2 separate regions of the Homo sapiens genome follow, and region 2 is linked to region 1. The links are chromatin contacts, found by Hi-C in ENCODE. All regions are on one chromosome and are shown on one strand. Each heading gives the region's core, a stretch centred on a gene start or an enhancer-like site at or near the end of the contact. The rest is flanking DNA. Distances are from core to core; before and after follow the strand shown.

Region 1 (6,213 bases), core at 3,149-5,648:
CAGCAATGACTAGCATCTGCAAGAGTATACTGTGCTTTACCAAAACTTCAACTTTGAACTTCTAGAAATACTTACCAACTTGCCTTAATAGCCATCATCATTGCATTTATGGCACTTTGGTCCTGTCTCCCTATGGCCAAAGGAAGTTCTCTCTGTATCTCTTTTACTGTCAGTGTATCCCTGAAACCAGCAAGATTTGTGAATGATGTGCCTCAGGAGATTGCATTAGGGTAGCCTGGGTCAGACAGACTCTGCTCTCTGTGTGAAGTAATCCTATCTGTGTGTGCTCTGGTTTTAAAGTTGACCCTCATTAATCATGGCCTTGGTTCCCTTAGACATTCCAGAGCTGATCTATTCTCATTTTCCCGTGAGCAACAATCTATATAGACCCCCAAATACGTTATTTATTCCTGAAATGGCTTGGTCTGGCATCACCCAGCCCTTCTATAACCTCCTGTGTATGAAAGAGAAATGAATGACTTGGGCAACATCAAAGTGTTGTTTTACTTTCCATATAGTCATTAACTTTAAATGTTCCCAAACTAATAGTCCAAGACATTGTAAAGAGGTAATAAGTTCAAAGGAATATGAAACATAAAGCAGAACTCCAGAGTCATTTGAAAGTATTTTCTCTAAATGTGTGCAAGCTTTCAAGGCTGCTCGGCAAAGGAGCCTGGGTCGGCATGTTGGCTAGTGCTGAAAAGAATTTCCCCCAAGTGGAGTGTGTAAATGAGTTGCCAGGCCAACCTCCTTGAGAGCGGAGCCACGTCCTTAGAGGATCTGCTGTTCCAGAGAATGCGGCACTGAGCTGGCTCATTCCTCCTTCTATTAAAGGCTAATTTGTCTCTTTCTTTAAATCTCTTTCCTTGTTTGGATCTGGATGCCCTGGGTCACTTAGGGAGGGTTTGTCCATTGCTCTCCAAAATAGGGTGTCTCTGTATAAGAGAAAATTACAAAGGGATTAAGTTATATAAACTGAAGATCCAAGTTCCTGCTATAAAATCTCTAGTCATTGAATCAATTCGGGTGTAGAATAAAGGTTAGAGCCCTATATATTGTTCTGTGACATCAGAGTTAAAAAATAGTTTGTTTGAGCAGACAAATCTCATCCTTTGAAAAACCCACCAGAGAATGGAGTTTTTCCTTGAGCAGACTTGTTTAGGAAGCTGTCGTGGACACAAAGTGTTTCTGCTGTTGCTCGAACCTTCAGATTCTCATAATTTTTCATGGCACTGGGCAACTGTGGATTTTCATTCTAGCCACTCATTTGAGGCAGGGATTTAGTACCTAAAAAGAGCGTAGCTGACTTTCATTTCGAGAAGAAAAACAATGAAATGCAAGACAATTTTGATTGTTATGTCTTCTCTTTACATATTTTCATCTCCTCTTTCTTTGCATGCAGACTTATTTTTACGTACTCATAATCAGAGGAAGCCAACTGCATTTTGTTCTACTTATTTTCACTTAACATTATGCCATGGGCATATATCATCCTGCTATGTCATTTCCATAAGAGTTATTTTAATTAGTACTTCAGTTTCCATTGGATCTACTTAACCATTTACCTATTACTGGATATTTAGATTGTTTCCAAATTTTTCATTATTAATGATAACTCAGCAATAAGTATTTTTGAGCATGGATATTTGCCTTCTTTCAAGGTAATTATGTCAGAATGGAATCCCCTTATAATGGAATTATCAGGTGCAAACACATAACTATTTTTCTGGCTCTTTATACAAGCGTGTATGTTGCTTTGCAGAAGGCTTTGTTCAGTTACAGGGTTTACTTGCTATTGTTCAGGTACCATTTCACCACACCCACACCCACATTGGATGTAGTGAAGAAGGAAATATTAGGTATCCCAGAGACTTTGAGCTGTGGTAGGCACTGACCAAAACCAAAAATCATGACAAGCGGAATTCAGTTAAATTGAATATTATATACAGATACCACTTAATAGACATCTTGCTTTTATTGGGTTTTTATTATCATTTTCTTTCTTAAAACTAGTATGATTATAAAAGAAATATATGATTTATTATAATACATTTTAAAATTTGAGAAAGAATAAAACTAAAATAATTTATACTGCTGCCACCTGAATAAGACACCACTGATCTTGTGTAGTAATTCTGATTATCGTTCTATGCACGCATTTTAAAAAACAAAAATAGAATCAGACAGAATACATTGGATTTTAATCTGTTTTTCATTTAATAGCATAATATGAACAATAGACATGTAATGGACACTTTTGCCATAATAACAGTTTTAATGACTATTTAAATTTATTATATGAATATATTAAATCTCCTATGGTTAGCCGTGCAACTTATTTCAACGTTTTCTCTATAATAATTAATGTTGCAGTGATAATTACCATTCCAGTAGATATTTCTTAGTATAAAACTATGATAATATCCTAAAGTAAAGTTTTAAAATAGAATTTCAGGATTATAATGTAAGGACAGTTCTCAGCTTGTGCTGAATGTTTGCAGATTGCCCTCCAGCAATGCTGCCTTGCAGAAGTTGATGAGGTTGCCTATTTCCTGGGCCCTTACCAACATGGCATCACCATCAGTGTGAAAAGAATCTTTACAAGTTTGATGGACAAACATAATATTGCTTGACTTTACCATGCATTTTTGATCATCTGTGAATTTAGCCATCTGTTTCCTTATATTTATTTTTATTATGTACATTTTTTGTGTGTACTTATGTCCTTTAATCTGTTTTATCTATGGCTAACTTTGCTTCTATTTAAACCTCTAAATAGCCACAGAGAAGAGCTGTCTTGTTGTGAGCACTGAGTGACCTGCATAATGTAGGTATGGGGACATCCCATACCTGCTAGCCATTTTCGAACTGAGACTCTGGCCCTGAATCCCCTAAACTGCTTTGTGTTTCTCTCTGGCTTAACTGCATTGAATTAATGCTAGGTTTGAACATTAGAATGCAGACAATTCTGAATTTATTCTGGCGAGTAGCACAGATTACCCATGTAGAGTGTCAGTAGATGAGACCTGAACATAAACTTGTGCTAGATTATAAAAGGCCTTGAATGCTGAAGATTTTAGACTCTTCTGTCAACAATAGGGAGCCATTGAGGAATTCTGAGTGGGAGAAAAATATGAAGAAAATATGTGTTTTGGACAGTATCCAGAAGGTGGCGCCATTGTAACATATCTTCTGCCTAGAGTTTCAAGGATTTGAAGTTTGTAGGTAAAGCCCATGTGTGAAAACATATCTATTTACAAGTATTCACTGTGGACTGGACTGGGATGGTTCCTCCTCAAAGCCAAAAGAACTCTAACACAGCAGCTCTGTCCTTTGTTATATTATTCACTTCTCCCCATAGCCTGTTTTTTATTTATGTATATCTCTTGTGCCTCCTTGAAGACCTGGCATTTAGAGGGGAAGTTTGCACAAATGCTCACACCAGGGCTGAAATCTATAGATCCTGGAATAAGAACAAGTTTTCTGAGTTCCAGTTTAGTGCTTTCATATATGTTAGGCTATTTCTACTTATATTAAAAACTGTTTCTAGCAAATTATTTTGGGCCTATTTAATGAAGACTAGAGTAGTAACTTTCAACTCTGCAAAGTTGTGAAACTATCAGTGCAGGAGGAGAACTGGGTAGTGCACAACACACTAAAGTATGGTTGACTTCTTCCTTATTACCATAAGTAATAGTGATAAGTTCAAATGATTAATCATTTTCTTAACAATTAACGTCTTCTCACCAATTAAATGATGACAGAATATTAACTATTGGGTATCTTAGGATACATGAGCAAATTCAAGAATCCCTGCATTATTCTAAAAGGTACTTAAAATTTTTATTATGTTTTGTAGTTTGACTTAATTTGTTTGAAACTTCTCCATGGACATAAAAATGAAGATTCAGGACAAAATATGAGTTCAAAATGTTTTTCACGGAAACCCTCGATAGATCCACTCTGAAAGACAGAGAGGCACATGTTTGTAGTTGGGAATCTGGCAGGAAGGAGCTTGAGTTTTGATGGTCAAGATGTTTTGGTTCAGAAGTTAGAAAATAAATAATTCCTGAGAGGAAGGATTCTTCAGCTCTGGGCAGCTGATACGGCAGTAAAATAAATAGGCAGTAAAGCACACTTCCTGTTTTGAGAGTTCACATTTCATATTGGCAAAGAGCATCTCTTAAATTCAATCTCATGCTTCCATAAATAAACCTGGCACCTTTTTAAACGCTTTTCCATCTGCTTCAGAATGAGGAGTGCATTATTGAATACACCTCAGGGAGTCCAAGAAATGGGAAAAGACTACTTGTGAGGAACACACCATTGCGGTTGGCCTTGGCCCAGAGAAGCCATCGTGAGATTGCTTGAGTTCAAACCGTTGTAACAAGACCCTGATGGTGTTTCCCCACCCCCCTTTTCTTCTACTTGAAGTTGTCATAGTTGGAGCTTTGCACCAGAAGCTAGGAATGATCTTGGGTTGAGTCAGAGTTAGGCATCTTTGCAGATTCTTTGCTGTATTACCTGGGTAGTTCTCAACCAGCTTCTGAGATTTTGCTCCAGTATATTAATCCAGTTTCCTAGGCTGGGTAGAAAAGTCCATTATCCACACATAGTAGAGCCCAGAGGAAGAGGTCTGCTATACTGACTATAGAATAATTCCTGGAGTTTTCAGGGCTTGCAGTAATCAACTTGTACTCATCTAGTTGATAGTGAAAAGCATGAATTTGGTGTCATGAAGAAACAATTCAAGATGGAGTGTTCCTATTAACTGTGTGATCTTAGACAGGTAAGCAGATAATAGAATCCTAAGAGGTTTGTGAAGAGAAAGTGGAATAAAGCTCATAAAGTCAATGAGCGCACTGTCTGGCAACAAATAAGCAATTGTGAATAGTCGCTATTTTTATTATTCTACTTTCCCAGGTAATCCTTGTGAGCCAAGAACTGGGGACAATCCTGCCTGGGTCAGGTGGCCAAGAGGGGGAGTTATTTAATATCTACATTTACCATTTGAGGCAATTCTTATATATCTGATACTTTTCTAAGTTTTTAAAAATGTTATCTAATTTAACCTTTGCAGTAAATTTCTGAGCAGGTTTCTATATGTCCATCTAAACAAAATATCATAAATACCAATAATGTTGCCAAACCTAAATTGCCATTGGTTGTGTTAATAGAAAACATTTAGCAAATGAAATTCATTTATGTTCCTTTGAGACAGGGTTTTACTCTATCGCCCAGGATGGAATTTGGTGCCATGATGATGGCTTACTGCAGCTTCCACCCCCCGGGCTCAAGCAATCCTCCCCACGTGTCACTACACCTGGCTAATTCTTATATTTTTTGTAGAGATGGGGCCTCCCTGTGTTGCCCAGGCTGCTCTCAAACTCCTGGCCTCAAGTAATCCTCTCGCCTCAGCCTCCCAAAGTGTTAGGATTACAGGTGTGAACCACTGCACTCAGCTAGCAAATTAAATTTAGCAGTCTTTTATTTGAGCAAAGAATGATTTATGAATCGTGCAGCACTCAGAACCAGAAGAGGTTGAGGGACCTCTGCCCAGCAATGTGAACAGGAGCTTTTGTAGGGTACACAGAGAAGCCAAGTAGAGAAATCACTTGATTGGTTACTACTAGGTATCTGCCTTATTTGGGCATGGTGTGATGAGTTGGCTGCCTGTGATTGGCTGAAACTGAGCTGTTTGTTTTACTCCTAAATAACATTGCAGTTTGTTATATAGGGACCAAGTTATGGAGGCAGCCTCAGGCTAAACTTAAATGGATTTGACAGTTGTAAGGCATGTGCTATGGACTGAATGTTTGTTTTCCCCAAAAATTCGTATGTTGAAATTCCAATCCCAATCTGGTGGAAGGTGGGAATCTCCAGCAGGTAATTAGGTCAAAAGGGTGTAGCCCTGATGAATGGGATTAGTGCCCTTATAAGAAGAGGCTGGAGAGCTAGCTAGTGCTCTTTCTATCATGTAAGGATACAAGCAGAAGTCAGCTGTGTGCAATCTGGAGTAGAGCCCTCACAAGAACCCAACCATGTGGACACCCTGATCTCAGATTCCAGCCCTCAGAACTGTGAAAAGTAAATTCCTACTGTTTATAAGCCTTTCAGTTTATGACATTTTGTTATAGTAACTTGAGTTGACTAAGATGGTACTGCCACCTAAGGAAATAAAAAAAAAAAAGCCTGCCAATTATAACTGTAAGA
Region 2 (6,321 bases), core at 3,083-5,582, 550 kb after region 1:
TTTGTTTTTATGAGATATATGCAAGAGTCACATTGAATGCATATTATAAACCTGTTGAATGCATTATTATTAAATTGCTGATTGCAAAATCAGTCACACAACCAGAAAAAATGGTAACATTTTGGGGGCAAGTACTTGTTCAAGGAACTAGTCCATTGTATCCTATGTAATCCTCTAAAGTCTAAACAATTCCATGGAGTTGGCAAAATAATCACGATTTTAGATGTGAAGAAGCGAAGGCTCATAAATCTTTTGTGATGTGTTCCAAACCACATGGCCAAGTGAGTAGTAGAGGTGACCCCAGACTATGAGTCTTATGATTCTACATACCATGCTTTTTCTACTGCACCACTTGATAATTTACTGGGTGAAAACTACACGCTAGTATCAGTCGCAGCATAATCAGATGGCTGATGGGTCTAACATTCCTACTAGACAACCCCTATCTACTCTTGCTAGTCTTAATTTTCCTCAGTTCAAAACATTTTCACATACAAATTAGGATTTTTCTTCCTAAGATTTTAAATTTTGCTAATTCCAGTGTAATTTTCAACATGTTATTTTAAACCCTATTATCTATTTTAAAATGGAATTTAAATTGCATTCAATATTATTAGTGTTTGTACTTGTATTACTTTTTCTACAGCAATCCATTTTTAATCCTTATTTAGAGAGACATTCCTAAGGCATCCTAAATGACGCTGACTTGCTTCTCATGAGCAGACATGAGTCTATTTTACTTTTAAAAAGTCTGTAGCTTCTCCAGGCGTTGAATCATCTGGCTTGGGGCCAGACACTAGAGGGTGCTTTAGAAATATTATTTGATGATGAACTCGGATGTTAGCCACTTGCTTTTCAGAATTCATTCCTGTAAATCATGGCTTTGAAAACTTGTCAGTATTTTGCTTTTTCTTTTGTGGATTTCTTCAAAGGGAGAAGGAATGTCTGAAAAGTAAATATTCAACAGTCATAACTACATCCCAAGGAGGGTGGAATAAAAAAATTATAGAAATTTGTAGATACATAAATATTTCTGTGAGATAAAAAGAGAACCCCCTGGATAGCTCACAAAGAGCCTACTGGAACTTTATCAGTCGGCAGAGCTTTGTCAGAAGAAAGTGGGTTTGTGAAGGGACAGGAGAACATGTGTTTCTCCCCATTCCAAACCCTCCTTTTCTGGAAGCTTGCTGTAAACAACCACTCACATTTGTATGAGACATTTTGTTTTTTTTTTTAAGAGGGACTTTTACATATATTACCTTAAGGGATATTTACAACAACCTATGTGGTGAGCATTACTATTTTTATTCTATAGATAAAATAAAACAAAAACAAATGACAGGTTTAGTGACAGTAATTCACTCACATAGATCCAGAAAGCAAATTGGCAGAAAAAGAATTTAATTATAGGACTTTATTCTACAATGTGCAGCAACCCCATCCTTCCCTCATATATGGTTGATGTAACTCTATTTCTCCCTTTTCACCTTCAGATTTTGTCACCAATTGTGTCCTTCTCCCCTTTTTATTCTTTTATTTTCTCTTTAATGTCCTCAAAACTTTAAAAAATAAATAAGTAAAATAAAACACACGAAGAAGAAAAACCAGAGGTCATGAAATATGAAAATTTCATGCTTCCCCTGACCTCAAAAAAATAGCATCACCAGCTACTGGAGCAAAAAAAAAAAAAATTCCTCTGAAGACTTACATTTTGAACTCAGCAGTTCACAATTTTTTAAGGCTTATCTGCTCACATATGCTGTGTTTGAAAGACTGGACATTCATTGCATCCAGCTCTTGTCACTGAAGCAGAGCTCTGAGTGAAGCACAGCTGAGACACAAAGTGTGCTCTCAGATTCCAGAGGAGTCAAAGCTCTCACTGGGAAGATTAGAAAAGGCTTCTTAAAAGAAGGGGAAAGAATTCTTTATTCTAGGCCTTGAATGACAACAGGATTTCAAAAGAACTCTTGAAGCTTTGGAAATAGCAAAGCCCCCAAGTCAATGAAGCTCAGAATATATGCAGAAAACAATGAAAATTTAACTTATTGGAGGCTCGCTTGCCTGAGGAAACCACAGGGAGCAGAGCCTGGCAAGCGAGCTTTAAACTGCTTTAGCGCAGATCTAGCTCAGAGCTTTCTGAGCCAGTAGAAATACCAGCATCATCCACCAACAGCAGCCATGGGTCATATGTGGCTATTGGGCACTTGAAAGGTGACTGGTTTGAATAAAAAACTGAAAGTTTAACTTAATTTTAATATTAATGTAAAAGCCAGATGTGGCTAGGGGCTACCATTTTGGGCAGTGCCAATCAAGAGAGACTTGAATTATAGAGTGACAGGTTATTACAGAATTGTAGATCTACCCACAGGAAGTAGACACTGACTGACTGGGGAGAGGAACTGAGATAATTTGGAGAGGCCAAGGTGAGAAAAGTATAAGATAGATTAATTGGAAGTTGGAATCAAAGAAGATGCCAAGGTTGTGACTGATAAATTTGTGAACTGCTGAGTTTAAAATGCAACTTATGCTCATTTAGCTTGTATGACAGATGTTTGTTCTCCACCAAATTTATGAATTTTTCCAATGTCAAAATGATGTCCATTCTTTCTTCTCTCAGTCAACATCCAGAACCCAGCATCATGCCTTACAGAAATATATGTTGTGCATGTGATATTTTCTTACAAACTCAACCATAGCTCTCTGTTAATGTTATAGTTAAATTAAATATCTAAGATGGATGAGAGCGACAAGAGTTGGATGTAGTGGATGTTCATTTAAACACAATATATGTAAGTAGGTAAGCCTTAAAAATGTATTTTTTTCTATATGTGTGTAAATGTGTGTGTGAGTGTGTGTGTGTGCGTGTGTGTGCAGGTGTGTACTGGTTTATTCTCCCTCAAATTTTTATCTCCAAAGCACTTGGAATTAAAATACATTATCTGTATTATTTTAAACCCATGAGAAACAATGTTCTTATTTCAGCTTCATTTCTTAATTATGGATAAAATATTCTGTAAAGTTAGCCAGTGTCCACTCCTTCATTCAATAAGCTAAAACGATTGTTAAAATAAAAACAGAAAATTTGACTTCTCCAACTGTAAGTATTTGATTACCCAAAGGCTTGGGATCAAAATATCAAAATCACAAGTAAAATCTCACATTAAACTTGGTTAAAAAATTATTTTCCTACAGTATTTTGCATAAGAGCATAGAAAAAGAATAAAACAACAGCAGCAACAGCAATGAAACTTCTCATCTCCAATGCAACCATTCTAATCACTAATATCTTTGTATCCACAAATGGACTCATCACTTGGGTGACTTCTCAAATAAATCTTAAATTGTTTTTGGCTCAGTAAATCCTCATATGAAGACATTCTGGGGGTGACTAGGCACCAAATAGCCTTCCATAAAATGTGTTATGGGCCAATATTCACTCAGTGACCTGGCTTCTCTTCTATGTGCTCATATGACATGAGCAAATGCACAGGCAGAGTTTCAAGAAAAAACATCGAGAAGTTAGTTTTCCCTTCGCATTCATTCAAATGATGCCTGGGCTAACCATGTTTGATGAAGACAGGGTGGATTTATCCAGTTCTTCAGGCAAGGGCTATGTGTATTCTATCTCTCTAAAAGTCTCATTTTGGAGAATCCTCAATTCATCAATAACTCCTGCAGCTATTACCAAAACCTTCCCCCTCCTTTTTTTAAACCTGAAAAGAAAGTGAAGCCCAACTGGTGGGGGTTATCAGGTTATCTGGAAGACGAAACTATGGAGATTTGTATTCTTATGCATTTTTTGTCTCACAACAATGGAAATCCTTGAACTTCCAGAGATATTATGTTCTAACATCTTAATCCTCTTAAAAACTAATTTGCATTATCTAACACTTACTTGAAATGTTGGGAGCAGAACTTTGGAAAGGGTTTTAGGTCTGGATCTTCCATTTTAACTTTATTGTGTTTTTAAGACCCATTTTTGAGTTTTCTTACACACACATACTGCTCCCACATTTTTCTACATATATATTTGAATATAGGCAATTAGCCATATAAACTCAGGAAAATAAAGCAGTTATCGATATTAGTATATTCATGAATTATCCCTTCATTCACAGAATCCTAAAATCTTAAAATTAAAATTGACCTTAAAGGAAGCTACCTTAAACCACTCTTACAAACTACTGTACTATTACAAGTATTGAATGCCTGGGATCAGAAATGGGAAGAATGCTTCCTTTTTCATGTTTTGCTCCTTTTATTTTTTTTCCAAATGTCCAAGTAGCCAAGTCTCTGGTATGTATCAGAGGAACAGTCAATTTTCAGAGTGAAGTCAAGTGAAAAGTATGCAGATGGCAGTGTAAATGTTAGGAAAGTTTGGGGAGAAATATGCCAACTATGTGCTGTTTTGTTACAGTAACTATAGAATCGTCTCTCCAATGCCACGGACAAGACCCTTGCCAAATGGAATACCCTATTTATAACCCTATCGGGAAGAGGAAATCGTGCCAGGAACAAGATAAAACTATTATCTGTATTAAGAAAAATACTTAGAAGCATGTTTGTATTTGAAAATAAATGTTAGTGGTTAAGAAAAAAAATAATGGTAGTTGTAGATCTGGGTGTTGAAACCTGTTGCAAGACTATTAATTAGTCATCATCTTATCTTCACTGCCATGTCTCTGCCAACTTACCTGTTTGAAGTCACAAATGGAGCTCATAAATGGGTTCTTTGGGAGATATGTAGAAAATAAACAATTTCCCCCACTGGGCAGATAGTTAAGAAATCTCCCCGGGCTCATATGTTTTCCTCCTGTTGGCACTGTTGACTCAGTGCCCATGTGGGATGTACTCCCAAACTGTCCTGCTGCTGGCAATGTTTTCAGTGCCAAGTATTTAGCCTGCAGTCCCAGAGGCAACAAAAAAATAGCCAAGTCCAAGGGAGTGCCATGAGCATATGGACCCTGGTCACAAGAGTGTCACACTGGGAGGGGCTTGGACATATGCCATGGGCTGCATCAGGACATATGCCATGGGCTGCCACCCCAAATAATTCCCTCTTCCCCAGGACCCAGTGGAACAGCTTGTTGAATAAACAAGAGACTGAAAGAGTGGTTGAACTGGCACCAGGCCAGTGTCCCTTGCCTTACCCACTGAATCAATGAAAACTTGGCATATACTACATTTTCAAGGAGCAGGGAAGCATGAAGGCATAATCTCTTTGTCCCTCCTGTGTTTTGTCACTTTGTCTTTTCTCCACCTACTTATCTGACTTGGTAGAATACAAACACTATATCATTTGGAATAAGACAAAATAAGGGTTGATTCCTGGCTCTTTTGCTAGCTCTGTGCCCCTAAAGGAAAAACAAAAAAAAAAGAATATTTAACTGATATATGCCTCAATTTCTTTTCAGTGAATGGTACCTACCTTGCTGGTTTGTGGGAAGGTTTAAAAAGGTGATATGTAAAGTGCTTTGCACTGTTTCTAGCACATGGTAGGCAATAAATGTGAACTTGTGTATGGCCAGATGCACACATTAAACTCTGGATAGTCCAGTTAATTACTCCATAATATTATTAGTTAATAATCAAATTTATTGATTGAGTTATATTGTAATATAGAATATTGTCCTCTAAGGATATAGTTATTAAAATAAATAAATATGTCCTCTAAGGATATATTTATTAAAATAAATATAAAATAATCTAATCGTTAACCCTCTATCAAAATTTCTGATAATACTGTAATTATACACAATTATTAAAGACATAATTTCCATGTATTATATATCATGTATTGTGTATTTTATACAAACACATTACATATATCACAATATTATGTATTATATGTTTTATATGTCATGTTATATTATGGCCTGTATTACATATTATGGATTTGTATGCCTCACGTATATGTCACATACATATCACATTTAATATATTGTATATGTATTTGTACTATTATCAATTTATGTTTATATCAATTACAAATTGTGATATGTAGGCTTATCATTACATGTAAATCACTTAAAAAACTATAAACATATGATTAATATACCATCTATTAGGGGCTTATTTGTCATACAGATAATTAGATATAATTATTTAAAATAATGTAATTTTTACTATTATATATGCTATTTATATAAATATAGGTGTAAACATGCACACACAAATTTAGTTATTTAATGATCTTTGGTGTGCTTAAGCCACAATTCCCCTGGTTTAGAATTATCACAAGGGAAGAAAGTGAAATGTCATGGGAAAACCATGTGTCTGAATGAGAAAAGTTTCAATCGAGGTCCTGACAGGTGTGTGACC

Evidence for each region. Hi-C counts contacts between places; a loop is a spot of excess contacts on that map. Pooled maps may share reads with other maps.
Region 2: a loop to region 1 is called in a map of PC-3, with 4 times the contacts of the local background. The contact joins two enhancer-like sites. A Hi-C loop is called at or near these places in 2 of 168 maps with a recorded cell type or tissue (PC-3 and heart right ventricle) and 2 of 50 pooled maps.

Annotation. Positions count from the first base shown.
Region 1 is chr2:18,432,458-18,438,670 of GRCh38, forward strand. All of the region lies in intron 4 of LOC105373454 (a long non-coding RNA gene), which reads left to right. Among named protein-coding and RNA genes, the nearest start is that of RDH14, 130 kb to the right of the region's middle. Within about 2 kb of position 4,399, at least 4 of the 41 ENCODE cell types and tissues checked have a DNase peak (open chromatin) inside an H3K27ac peak, as active enhancers do.
Region 2 is chr2:18,986,924-18,993,244 of GRCh38, forward strand. LINC01376 (long intergenic non-protein coding RNA 1376) reads right to left here. Exons shown (of 4, transcript NR_135287.1): 4 at 1-945. The region is part of intron 5 of LOC105373456 (a long non-coding RNA gene); the gene reads left to right. Among named protein-coding and RNA genes, the nearest start is that of LINC01376, 37 kb to the right of the region's middle. Within about 2 kb of position 4,333, at least 13 of the 41 ENCODE cell types and tissues checked have a DNase peak (open chromatin) inside an H3K27ac peak, as active enhancers do.